2 separate regions of the Homo sapiens genome follow, and region 1 is linked to region 2. Evidence: chromatin contacts called from ENCODE Hi-C or POLR2A ChIA-PET data. All regions are on one chromosome and are shown on one strand. The core of a region is the stretch at or near the end of the contact, and the rest is flanking DNA. Distances in the headings are between cores, read along the strand shown.

What was found. A loop is a pair of places that touch in the nucleus more often than their neighbours do. ChIA-PET counts read pairs that join two places held with the same protein, here RNA polymerase II (POLR2A). Pooled maps may share reads with other maps.
Region 1: a loop to region 2 is called in a pooled map, with 4 times the contacts of the local background. The contact joins the promoter of ZNF579 here to the promoter of GP6-AS1 in region 2. A Hi-C loop is called at or near these places in 5 of 50 pooled maps. POLR2A ChIA-PET finds 5 or more read pairs at or near these places in 2 of 52 experiments (B cell and activated CD4-positive, alpha-beta T cell).

The regions. Positions count from the first base shown.
Region 1 is chr19:55,577,125-55,583,638 of GRCh38, forward strand. It overlaps ZNF579 (zinc finger protein 579), which reads right to left and starts at 3,724. Exons shown (of 2, transcript NM_152600.3): 1 at 3,671-3,724; 2 at 1-2,517. The coding sequence starts at 2,515. The coding sequence ends at 827. RefSeq lists silencers at 3,928-4,067, 4,779-5,073.
Region 2 is chr19:55,004,572-55,011,253 of GRCh38, forward strand. It overlaps GP6-AS1 (GP6 antisense RNA 1), which reads left to right and starts at 1,656. Exons shown (of 3, transcript XR_001754013.3): 1 at 1,656-1,718; 2 at 1,846-1,893.

The sequences.
Region 1 (6,514 bases), core at 2,474-4,973, 570 kb after region 2:
TTCTGAGAAAAAAAAAAAGTTATGTTGGACAATGCAGGGCTAGAATTCCAGCTCTTTCAGAGGAAGGTATTGGACTCCTCCTCAGTGCCTAGTACCACCGCTGACACAGAGTAAGGGTGTGGTAGAGATTGACTGAGTAAGGCGCGGAGCTTCCACAGGGCAGTGGTGAGGATAATCGCGCGGAGCTTCCACAGGGCAGCGGTGACGATGATCTATCTTCTCACATTCCTGTTTCTTCTCAACCCAGCCTTCACCGGCTTCTTGCTTGGTTGAGGGCCACATATTTTCTGATGCATCTGTGTCCTTCCTGCTCTGAACCCAAGTTCAGAGTTGGCTGGACAAATCCTGACTCGCCCCAGCGCCCCCAGCCTGCCCCACCTCCACAGAACACCTCGCTCTCTTGGATTTCACGAACTCACATTTATTCACAGACAGACAAAGGGACAAGGACAGACCTTTGCTCACTGGGGACCCCCAGGGTCTGGCAGTTCCAAAGAGGTGATGGTGTCCAGTGTGTGAAACGGGGGACAGGGAGGCGGGGGCGTCCCCACCAGTCTCCATCCCTCTGGCCAACTGTCCGCCGCCTTTTTTTCCAAGTCGTCCTGCCTTAAGACACATGTTGGGGTGAGCGGTTCCTAACCAGCATCAGGGGTTCTGGGGGCGGGCGATGGGGGAGGAAGGGGCAGTCCAGGGCCCCCCACTCCTTAGTGTCAAGGGCGTGAAGGGGACGGGTGGGTAGACAGAGGAGGTGGCTCCTTCAACTTCCCTCCTCCATTCTGCAAACCGGGGAGCTCAGGCGGAGCGGCGGAGGGCAGGGCGGCGAAGGTCAGGAGGCCAGGCCCCCCAGCCCGCGCAGGTGAGCCTTGCTGTCTACCTCTTCCTCCTCCATCTCGAAGGCTGAGTGGTCTTGGCTGTCGAAACAGGAGGCGCTGAGGAAGACAGGGGGAGCCGGCGGGGACTGGGGTGGGGTCCCCGGAGAGGGCGGCTCTTCCTTAATGTTTGCGAGGGGCAGCGGGAGCCCTTCTTCCTCCTGCTCGGCCTTCAGGGGCGGCGGGGGCGGTGGCGGCGACGTCGGGGCCTGGGCCTGCAGTGCCTGCAGCGCGGCGGCCCTCTCCAGCTCTGCGCGGTGGCAGCGCTGGTGGCGCAGGAGGCTGTAGGCGCGCGAGAAGCGGCGCGGGCAGCGGGGGCACGGGTGCGGGGCTGGGCCCCCCGCGTGCACCTGTGCGTGGCGCGCCAGGTCGGCCAGGCGCTTGAACTCCCGCTGGCAGCGCACGCACTGGAAGGGGCGCGCTCCCGAGTGGGTCACCCCGTGCTGCCGCAGGTGCGCCCGGCGCCTGAAACCTTTGCCGCACTCTGGGCACCAGAAGCGGGGCTCCCCGGCGGGGGGCCGAGCCGGGGCGGCGTCGCCTCCGTTCTGCCCTTCTCCCCCTTCCGAGGCACCCCCGCACTCCGCCCCCTCGCCCCCCTCCGGCCCCTTGGCTGAGTTCCGTGCACCCGAGGCCTTGTCGTCCTTCTTGCCCGCCGCGGGCAGCGGGGCCAGCAGGCTGAGGGGGCCGTGGACGCGGCGGTGCTGGCGGAGGTAGGAGGCGAGGCGGAAGGCCAGGCCGCAGTCTGGGCACACGAAAGGGCGGTCGGTGGAGTGGACCAGCCGGTGGCGCGACAGGGACCAGGGCCTGGCGAAGGCCTTGAGGCAGATGGAGCACTGGTGTCGCTTGGGGCGTGGCGGGGGCCCCCCTTCCCCTTCCTGTTCGCCCTCGGGGCGCAGACACGGGTGCGCCTTGAGCTCGCCCTTGGTGGCGAAGGCTTCGCGGCAGCGCAGACACAGCAGCGTCCAGTCTGCCTGGAGCAGGACCTGTTTCTCCTCCTGCCGCCCGGCCGCCAGCGCCAGCTCGGCCCTCAGCTCTGCTGCCCCGGCCTCGGCCTCCTCCGACTCCGACTCCCGGGGCTCCGCGGCGCTGGTGGGCGCAGCCAGCGTGGAAGGCTCCCCCGCAGGCCACGTCTCAGGCCACGCTGCGACCGCCTCCTCCTCCGTGGCCCCTGCTGCAGCGGTGGTGGGCGGCTCCGAGCCCTCGTCCTGCGGGCCCCAGCTGGGTTCGGCCGTCTCCTTGGCCACCCTCTCGATGGCCAGCTCGACCTCGCCGCCCGCGTGCTCCTGAGCCAGGTGGCGCCTGAGCTGGGCCGGTTCTGGGAAGGTGCGGGGGCAGGCGGCGCAGCGCAGCGGGGGCTGGGGCCCGTGGCCGCGCAGGTGGCGGGAAAGGTGGGCCGGCCGGCGGAAGGCCTTGGGGCACAGCGGGCAGGCGTGGGGCCGGAGCCCCGAGTGGCTCAGCCGGTGCCGGGAGAGGTAGTAGGGGAAACGGAAGAGGCGGCCGCAGGTGGGGCAGGGCAGGGGCGCCCTAGGGGCTCCAGCGCCCCCCCTGCCACGGCCACGGCCCCGACCACGGCCTCGGCCACGGCCCCGGCCTCGGCCACGGTGAGGTGGGCTGCCCTGGGCGGGTGGAGGAGGCTGCGGATCCATGCCTGTGGGGAGAGAGGGGAGAGATGGGAAGCGGGGCAGAGATAAAAAGAGGTGCGTGGGGTGTGGCAGAAAGAGAAGCAGAGACAGTCAGAGATGGAGAGGCAGAGAGGGTCAGGTATTTAGCCAGGAGAGAGATATGAGACAGAGACAAAGATGAGAGACACCGAGGGGAGGCCAGAGATGGAGAGACAGGAGGAGAGAGATCAGAGACAGAGCGACAGAGCAGGGAATAGAGACAGGAGAAGGCAGAGATGGGAGACACAGAGAAGTGGGGATGGACAGACAGAGACCAGGAGTCGCAGAAAGACAGGATGGTGAAAGGCAGAGCAGAGAAGAGACAGAGGAGAGTGAGGAACACCCAGCAGAGAGACAGAGACACAGAGAAGAGGAAACAAAGAGACTTGGAGAACCAGAGGCAGAGATAGTGCAAGAGCAGAGATCAGAAGAGCAGTGGCGGGTTGGGGGCCGGAGAGACAGGGAGACAGAGACACAGAGGGAGTGAACTGGGCAGAGGCACGGAGGGGGACAAAGTCAGCGAACCGCTTCTGCTCCAGGTCCCCCGGCCAGGCTGAACGTTTTGGGAGGGGCTGGGACACAGCCCATGGGGCCTGAGTGGAGGGGGTGGGATTTGAAGCCGGTAGGCCCCGGAAATAGAGTGTGTTCTCAGATGCCAGGGGCTGGGAGAGGTCGGGGAGTAGGAGGGTTCAGACTTCTGGTCTGAGTTGGGAGGGGGCTAGGGGCCCAGACTCTTGGGACTGATGGGGATGGGAGCTGGGGATTGAGACTCCTGGGTCCAGGTCATGACGGATTGGGGAATCTGGACTCTGGTATGGAGGAGGTGTGGATTCCTGGGTCCCGGTGGAGGAGGGGCTGGGGAGGGGGCTGGGCTCCCAGGACAAGGGGGAGGCGGGGGCTGGGGACCCAGCTGCCGGGAATCCCCAGGGAGGAGGCGACTGAGGGCCGGACCCCTGGACTCGGGAGGGAGGCTGGTGGGGGTCGGGGGTCCCAGGTCCTAGAGGGGGGCCGATCTCCTCCGGGCCAAGCCTGCAGCTCCCCGAAGGCATGATCAGCAGAATTGGGGCCGGGTCGAGGCCTTGAGGATTTCTCAGCCCTGGGCCTGGGGCTTGGTCCTGGTCGCTGGGGCTGGGTTCTTACCTCGCCTCCTTGGCTCCTTTCTTCCTTCCCCACGGCCGGCCAAACGCGGACGGTGGTGGCGGGGAGGGAGGGGGGCCTGAGCGTGGTGGGGGGTGGAGGAGGAGGCTGGGCTCGGTGTCACTGCCTAAGCCTTCCCCCCGGAAACCTGGCCTTTCCTCGGAGCCTGAAAGAGGAAAGACTGGCTGGGAAGCCGGAAGCGGGAGGACGGGGGACCTGGAGAGGGGAGGGAAGGCAGCTTGCACTACAGGGTCCTGTGAGGGGAGGGGGCTGGGGGCCTGTCCCCCGGGCTCCCAGAGGGCGGAGGGTGCTGAGGGCCTGGAACACTGGGTCCAGCTACTCCCGGCTCCCCAACATGCACACACACATATTCATTCATTCCTTCAACAAATACACATTTATCAGGTCCTGTCTGTGCCAGGCACTGTGTCAGGCCAGGGGAGTGGCCGGGGGAGGAAGATGAATGAATCAGTGACAGAGGCTTCAGGAAGTACTGGCACTCTGGATCAGAACCTGGCTCCAGCCTTCCCTTGGCTGTCTGGGTGAAGGATTCTCCCACTTCGAGCCTCGGTTTCCCCCTTTGTGAAAGCCCCTGCATATACTCATTCAACCCTAAGCGACCAATATTTACTGAATATCTACTACGGGCCAGCCTGCATATATTTGTCTACATATACGCATATTCACTGGGACCTTAGCAGCCAATGTTTACTGAGCACCTACTATGGGCTGGTGCTGTCCTTGGTGCTGGAGTCACAGTGGCAAAAACCGGAGCTCACTGTCTGATGGGGAAGGCAGATAGATACGGATCAATCACGCTGGAGTGCATGTGGGGGAACGTGTGCTCCGAGGCAGGGAACTGCTATGGGAATGCAGAGAACAGAAGGCACTGAGCTGAGCTCACACTGGGAGGAGGTGATTCCTGAGGTCTTCCTGGAGGCAGCAATGTTTCAGCTGAAATTGGCAGAATGAAACCAACCTGGCGACATCTCAGAAACCTATTCTGGAGCAGAAAAGGCATTTTGCAGGAGTATACCCACAGCTTGACGCTGTTTGTTTAAGGTTACATTCCTGCCAAACAGTGCTAATGAGAGTGCGAGCAAACAGGTCCTTTCATACACGGCTGGGGCAAGTAGAACCTGGAACATTCTTACCGAGCCAGCAATTCCAGGAATTTATTCTTCAGAGGCATCTACTCGGAACTGCACAAAATAATGTCTGCACCAGGTTAATCATTGCAGTACTGCACATCACTGCAAACAGCTGAAACCAATCTAAACACCCATCTGTAGGAGAGCTGAGTAATAAATCATGACTGATCCACCCAGTGGAATACTAGGTGTCCATAGAAAAGAACAAAGAAGCTCACCGTGTGCATATATGGTAAGTCTCCAAGTGATAACCTGTAGAAGAGAAAAATGGAAGGTCAAGTACAGCCTGCAGCCTGTTCTGGGTTTGTGTGTGTTCTGGGATTGTGTCCAGATGAACTGGAACAAGAGAGAAGAAACTGAAACTGGCAACATAGTCTAACTTCCAGGACAGAAATTTACTACACTCTATCCTTGTTTTTTTGTTTGTTTGTTTTTTTTTGTTTTGTTTTGTTTTCTTTTGAGATGAGATCTCCTTCTGTTGCCCAGGCTGGCTGGAGGAAGTGCAGTGGTGTGATCTCGGCTCACTGCAGCCTCGACCTCCCGGGCTCAAGCAATCCTCCCACCTCAGCCTCCTGAGTAGGTGGGGCTACAGGAGTGTGCCACCATGTCTGGCTAATTTTTGTATGTTTTGTAGAGATGGGGTCTCCCTATGTTGCCCAGGCTGGGCTTGAACTCCTGGGCTCAAGCAATCCACCTGCCTCGGCCTCCCAAAGTGCTGGAATTACAGACATTAGCCACTGTGCCCGGCTTTTTGTACTTTTTGAATTCAAAACCGTGTGAATGTGCTATATACTCAAAAAAGTAAAGGAGGCCAAGCATGGTGGCTCACGCCTGTAATCTCAGCACTTTGGGAGGCCCAGGTGGGCAGATCACCTGAGGCCAGGAGTTCAAGACCAGCCTGGCCCACATGGTGAAACCCCATCTCTACAAAAGGTACAAAAATTAGCCAGGCATAATGGCACATGCCTATAATCCCAGCTACTCAGGAGGCTGAGGCAGGAGAATGGCTTGAACCTGGGAGGCAGAGGTTGCAGTGCGCTGAGATCGTGCCATTGCACTCCAGCCTGGGCAACAGAGCAAAACTCCACCTCAAAAAAAAAAAAAAAAAAAAAAAGAAAAGAAAAAAGTAAAGGAAAAAGAAATACATGGGGATTATAAAAATAAATGAAATGAAAAATAATAGCTTACTCTTGTGAGCGTATTACAAATATGATCCCATTTACTCCTTGCTTTATGAAGTAGGTACCATTATTTTTCCCTTTTACAGAGGATGAAAGTGAGATACTAGAAGTTTCCAAACCTAGCGAGTCTCAGTAAGAAGTTTCACTTCACAAACAGATAGGAGAAATGATAGTGGATCAGAAGCATGATTTAAAAGAAATAATAAAAGGCCGGGCGTGGTGGCTCATGCCTGTAATCCCAGCACTTTGGGAGGCCGAGGGAGGCAGATCACTTGAGGTCAGGAGTTCAAGACCAGCCTGGCCAACACGGTGAAACCGTCTCTACTAAAAATACAAAAATTAGCTGGGCATGGTGGTGCGCGCCTGCAATCCCAGCTAGTCCGGAGGCTGAGGCAGGAGAATCGCTTGATCCTGGGAGGCGGAAGTTGCAGTGAGCCGAGATCGTGCCACTGTACTCCAGCCTGCGACAGGGCAAGACTCCGTCTCAAATAAATAAATAAATAAATAAATAAATA
Region 2 (6,682 bases), core at 406-2,905:
TCATGAGAGCCTGACCCCCTCCCCCAACGCGCACACACACACACCACTCTCTACCTCCAAGCCTCATTTTCAGGCTTCTCAAAGCTAAGGTCACTCCCATGAGCTAAGCCGCGCTTTTCTCAATCCTCAGCTCTTCCACAAGAATAGGAAGAACTCTCTCCTGTTCAAGATCCTGTGGCTCAGCTGCAGCTCTGGAAGAAAGACCCCGGTGAGGGTCTTGCTTTTCACAATCCCCAATCCCAGACCACATCCTGTGCCCCAAAACAACTTCCATGGTAACCACATCCTTCAGGAAGTGAAGTCAGGCAGGAAGTCAAGTCAGAAGACGGAATGGGCTGGGCATGGTGGATCGCACCTGTAATCCCAGCACTTTGGGAGGCAGAGGCAGGTGGATCACATGAGGTCAGGAGTTTGAGACCAGCCTGGCCAACATGGTGAAACCCTGTCTCTACTAAAAATACCAAAAGTAGCCAGGCTTGGTGGTGCATGCCTGTAATCCCAGCTACTCTGGAGGCTGAGGCAGGAGAATCGCTTAAACCCGGAAGGCGGAGGTTGCAATGAGCCGAGATCGCACCATTGCACTCCAGCCCGGGGGACAGAAAAAAAAATGTAGCTGAGCATGGTAGTGCACGTCTGTGATCTCAGCTACTTGGGAGTCTGAGGCAGGAGAATCACTTGAACCCAGGCGGTGGAGGTTGCAGTGAGCCAAGATTGTAATAGTCCAATGTGTTCACCTTGCCCACTGCCTAGACAGAGCTGATTCGTCAAGACAGGGAATCGCAATAGAGAATAATTCATGCAGAGCTGGCTCTACGAGAGACCAGAGTTTTATTATTATTCAAATCAGTGTCTCCCAGCATTCAGGAAGCGTTTTTAAGGATAACTTGGTGGGTGGGTGGGAAGCCAGTGAGCCAGGAGTGCTGTTTGGTCAGGGATGAAATCGTGGGAGCCAAAGCTATCTTCTTGCACTCAGTTCCTGAGTGGAGGCCAAAAGATAAGATGGGCCAGTTTATTGATATGGGTGGTGCCAGCTGATCCATCAAGTACAGGGTCTGCAAGTTAAACGCTGATCTTAGAAGCAGTTTAGGGAGGGTCACAATCTTGTAGCCTCCAGCTGCATGACTCCTAAGTCATAATTTCTAATCTCGTGGCTAATGTTCGTCCTACAGGGCCAATCTAGTCCCCAGGCAACAAAGAGGTGTGCTTTGGAAAAGGGCTATCATCTTTGTTTAAACTATAAGTTTCTCCCAAAGTTCAGCCTATGCCCAGGAATGAAAAAGGACAGCTTGGAGGTTAGAAGCAAAATGGAGTCAGTTAAATCTCTTTCACTGTCTCAGTCATAATTTTGGAAAGGTGGTTTCAAGCTGGCACAACTGCACTCCACCCTAGGAGACAGAGCGAGACCCTGTCAAAAAAAAAAAAAAAAAACAAGAAGTGAAGTCAAGATAGGAGGTAAATTCGGAAGACAGGAAGTGGTGGTAGAAGACAAGAAGTGAAGTCATACAGGAAGTAAAGTCAGAAGACAGGAAGTGAAGTAAGAAGACAGGAAGTGGTTGTAGAAGACAGGAAGTGAGGTCATACAGGAAGTAAAATCAGAAGACAGGAAGTGACGTCAAACCAGGATTTGCAGTCGGAGGCAGGCAAGAAGTGAAATCAGAAGACGGGAAGTGGCTGAGGGGAACGTCTTTTCTCTCTCCTGCTCAGCCCGAAGTGAACAGGTAGCATCAGGTGTGCCATTTCAGTGACTGGGCACAGCCCAGGCACCCACATCTCTCTGCAGCGCCTATTCTTGGAACACCAGAGACCTCTACACTATTTTCTGTTGCTTTTTTCCTTCATTTTCAGAGATGAGATCCTGGATTGAATGACTACTATGGAAAGTGATTGACCAAGGTAAGTCACAACTATCTTGTTCTTTAATTTTGGTGTTGTTTGTTATGACTTGTTAGCCGTCTAGCACTCATAGCTTTGCATTTCCACTCTGCATTACTTGTATTTTTATTATTTTGTGATATTCGTAATAATTTATTATAAAACTGTGTTATTTTTGGATATTTTTAAGTTAAAATGCGATTTTTTAACTAAGTGGCAGTATGCAAAGCAAGTGGTTCAGAACTCTCCCCCATTAATAAGTCTTCTCTCCTGAAAGAAACAATTTTGAGACTTCCTGTTCTTAATTCTGTTTAACAGCATACTTCTAAAAGAAAAAGTGTATACTGTTATTATTTATTGTGTTACAAAAATATACACGCACCTTTCATGCACGTCCGTGTGAAGAGACCACCAAACAGGCTTTGTGTGAGCAATAAAGCTTTTAATCACCTGGGTGCAGGTGGGCTGAGTCTGACAAGAGAGTCAGCGAAGGGGGATAGGGGTGGGGCCGTTTTATAGGATGTGGGTAGGTAAAGGAAAATTACAGTCAAAGGGGGGTTGTTCTCTGGCGGGCAGAGTCGGGGTCATAAGGTGCTCAGTAGGGGAGCTTTTGAGCCAGGATGAGCCAGGAGAAGGAATTTCACAAGACAATGTCATCAGTTAAGGCAGGAACAGGCCATTTTCGCTTCTTTTGTGGTGGAATGTCATCAGTTAAGGCACGAACCGGCCATCTGGATGTGTACGTGCAGGTCACAGGGGATATGATGGCTTAGCTTGGGCTCAGAGGCCTGACATTCCTGTCTTCTTATATTAATAAGAAAAATAAAATGAAATAGGGGTAAAGTGTTGGGACAGCAAAAATTTTTGGGGGTGGTATGGAGAGATAATGGGTGATGTTTCTCAAGGCTGCTTTGAGCAGGATTAGGGGCGGCGTGGGAACCTAAAGTGGGAGCGATTAAGCTGAAGGAAGATTTTGTGGTAAGGGGTGACATTGTGGGATTGTTAAAAGAAACATTTGTCATTTAGAATTATTGGTGATGGCCTGGATACAGTTTTGTATGAATTGAAAAACTAAAGGGAATAAGGAAAGGAGAAAAACAGGTATTAAAGGTCTAAGAATTGGGACGACTCAGGACATCTAATTAGAAAGTGCCTAAGGAGGTTCAGCATAGCCTTGCCAGCAAAGATTATTTATTTATTTTAAGAGTTAACAGTGGCGGTATGGGGATAGTACCAGGAGATACCAGCTGTGCTGGCTTGGAGAAACAGTGTAAACTGGCAGTGTAAACAAGAGCAGGGCATGTGTGAGTAGTTGAGAACGGTGAATAGGAGTATGACTAGACAGAAGATAGTAGGGATGACAAGTTTTTTGGGGCACAATCTAAGTTGGTCTGGTGTCTGGAATGAGACTGGGGCCTAATAAAAAGGAGTGTCTACACAGGAGCTTAAATGGGCTGTATCTTGTAGCATTCCAAGGACAGGCCTGAATTCTGGAAGCGAAAATGGTAAAAGTATTGTCCAGTCCTTTTTAAGTTGGTGGCTGAGCTTGGTGAGGTGTGTTTTTAATAGACCATTAGTCTGTCACTGAATACTAAGAGCCTGAAAAAATGCTTGGCTGATTTGACTAATAAAGGCTGGTCTGTTAGCAGACTGTATAGAGGTGGGAAGGCTGAACTGAGGAATTTTGTCTGACAGAAGGGAATGACAAGGCTAAACTGAAGAATTATGTCTGACAGAAGGGAAGAAATGACTGCGGTGGCCTTCTCAGACCCTGTAGGAAAGGACTGTACTTACCCAGTGAAAGTGTCTACCTAGACTAAGAGGTATTTTAGTTATCTTACTCGGGGCATGTTGAGTAAAGCTAATTTGCCAGTCCTGGGCGGGGGCAAATCCTTGAGCTTGATGTGTAGGGAAGGGAGGGGGCCTGAATAATCCATGAGGAGTAGTAGAATAGCTGATGCAACACTGAGAAGTGATTTCTTTGAGGATAGATTTCCACAATGGAAAGGAAATGAGAGGTTCTAAGAGGCTGGCTAGTGGCTTGTACCATAGCATAGCCTGCCTTTGCTGGTGTGTGGCGATTAGGCCTGGTGGAACCGCCATCAATAAACTAAGTGTGATCAGGGTGAGAAACAGGGAAGAAGGAAATGTGGGGAAATGGGGTGAACGTCAGGTGGATCAGAGAGATGCAGTCATGGGGGTCAGGTGTGGTATCTGGAATAATGTGGGAGGCCAGATTGAAGTCCGGGCCAGGAACAATGGTAATTGTGGGACTTAACAAAGAGTGAGTACAGCTGAAGGAGCCAGGGAGCAGAAAGTATATGCATCAGGTGTGAGTAAGAAAATAGATTTTGGAAATTATGAGAGCTGTAGAGAGTGAGTTGAGCATAGTTTGTGATTTTGAGGGCCTCTAAAAGTATTAAAGCAGCGGCAGCCACAGCACGCAGATATGAGGGCTAGGCTAAAACAGTAAGGTCAAGTTGTTTGGACAGAAAGGCTACAGGGTGTGGTCCTGGCTCTTGTGTAAGAGTTCTGACCGCGCTAACCATGCCTAGGAAGGAAAGGAGTTGTTGTTTTGTAGAAGGTGCTGGGGCTTGAGAGATCAGTCAGACACGATCAGCAGGGAGAGCACGTGTGTTTTTATGAGAATTATGCCGAGATAGGTAACAGATGAGGATGAACTTTGGGCTTGACTGAAGTAATGGGGGCTGTCTGTGAAACCTTGCAGCAGTACAGCCCAGGTAATTTGCTGAGCCTAATGGGTGTCAGGGTCAGTCCAAGTGAAAGCGAAGAGAGGCTGGGACGAGGGGTGCAGGGGAATAGTGAAAAAAGCATCTTTAAGATCAAGCATGGAATAGTGAGTTGTGGAGGAAGGTATTGAGGACAAAAGAGTGTAGGGGTTGGGCACCACAGGGTGCATAGGCAAAACAATTTGATAAGGCGCAGATCCTGAACTAATCTGTAAGACTTTTCCGGTTTTTGGACAGGTAAAATGGGGGAATTGTAAGGAGAGTTTATAGGTTTTAGAAGCCCATGCTATAGCAGGCGAGTGATAACAGGCTTTAATCCTTTTAAAGTGTGCTGTGGGATGGGATATTGGCATTGAGCAGGGTAAGGGTGATTAGGTTTTAATGGGATGGTAACGGGTATGTGATCAGTTGCCAGGGAAGGAGTAGAGATGTCCCATACTTGTGGGTTAAGGTGGGGGAATAGGAGAGGAAGACGCGAAGGAGGCTTTGGGTTGAGGAGAAGGGTGGCAATGAGATGCGGCTGTAGTCCAGGAATAGTCAGGGAAGCAGATAATTTGGTTAAAATATCTCGGCCTAATAAGGGAACTGGGCAGGTGGGGATAACTAAAAAAGAGTGCATAAAAGAGTGTTGTCCAAGTTGGCACCAGAGTGGGGGAGTTTTCAGGGGTTTAGAAGCCTGGCCGTCAATACCCACAACAGTTATGGAGGCAAGAGAAACAGGCCCTTGAAAAGAAGGTAATGTGGAGTGGGTAGCCTCCGTATTGACTAAGGCGACGGACTTACCTTCCACCGTGAGTGTTACCCGAAGCTCGGCATCCGTGATGGTCTACAGAGCTTCCGAGGCGATTGGGCAGCATCAGTCTTCAGCCGCTAAGCCGAGAAGGAGTCAGAGAGCCTTGGGCCAGAGTTCCAGGGGCTCTGGGAGTGGCTGCCAGGTGAGTTGAACAGTCCGATTTCCAGTGGGGTCCCGCACAGATGGGACACGGCTTAGGAGGAATCCTGGGCTGCAGGCATTCCTTGGCCTGGTGGTCAGATTTCTGGCACTTGTAGCAAGCTCCTGGGGGAGGAGGTTCTGGAGGAACGCCTGGCCGCTGCGGTTCAGTTCCCTTCTTGTGTGCTGGAGATGTGGCTGGGGTTTGTCTCACAGTGGAGGCAAGGAATTGCAACTTTTTTCTATTATTGTACACCTTGAAGGCGAGGTTAATTAAATCCTGTTGTGGGGTTTGAGGGCCGGAATTTAATTTTTGGAGTTTTATTTAATGTCGGGAGCAGATTGGGTAATAAAATGTGTATTAAGAATAAGACGGCCTTTTGACTTTTAAGGGTCTAGGGCTGTAAAGCTTCTCAGGGTTGCTGGCGAACGAGCCATGAATTGGGCTGGATTTTTATATTTGATGAAAAAGAGCCTAAACACTATCTGATTTGGGATAAAGAAAAAGGAGCATTAACCTTGACTATGCCTTTAGCTCCAGCCACCTTTCTAAGAGTAAATTGCTGGGCAGGTGGAAGAGGGCTAGTCACTGAACGAAACTGTAAGCTGGACCAGGTGTGGGGAGGGGAGGTGATAAAAAGATAATACGGTGGAGGAGCGGAGGCTGAGGAAGAATTGGGACCTAGCTCAGCCTGGGGAGGAGGGAGAGGTCAGACGGGTCTGTAGAAAAGGAAGATTAGAAAGACTCAGCGACGCTTGGGGTTGAGACTGAGGGGACAGGCAGGAGGGAAAGAAGGAAGATTTGGGACGAGTTGCACTGGGCACAGAGACTAGGAAGGGACTGATGTGTAAAAGAATGCCTGGACGTCAGGCACCTCAGACCGTTTGCCCATTTTACGACAAGAATTATTTAGATCTTGCAGGATGGAAAAATTGAAAGTGCTGTTTTCTGGCTATTTGGAACTGCTGTCCAGTTTGTATTGGGGTCAAGCGGCATTGCAGAAGAAAATAAGGCATTTAGGTTTTAGGTCAGGTGTGAGTTGAAGAGGTTTTAAGTTTTTGAGAACACAGGCCAAGGGAGAGAAGGAGGAGGAATGGAGGGTGGAAGGTTGCCCATAGTGAAGGAGGC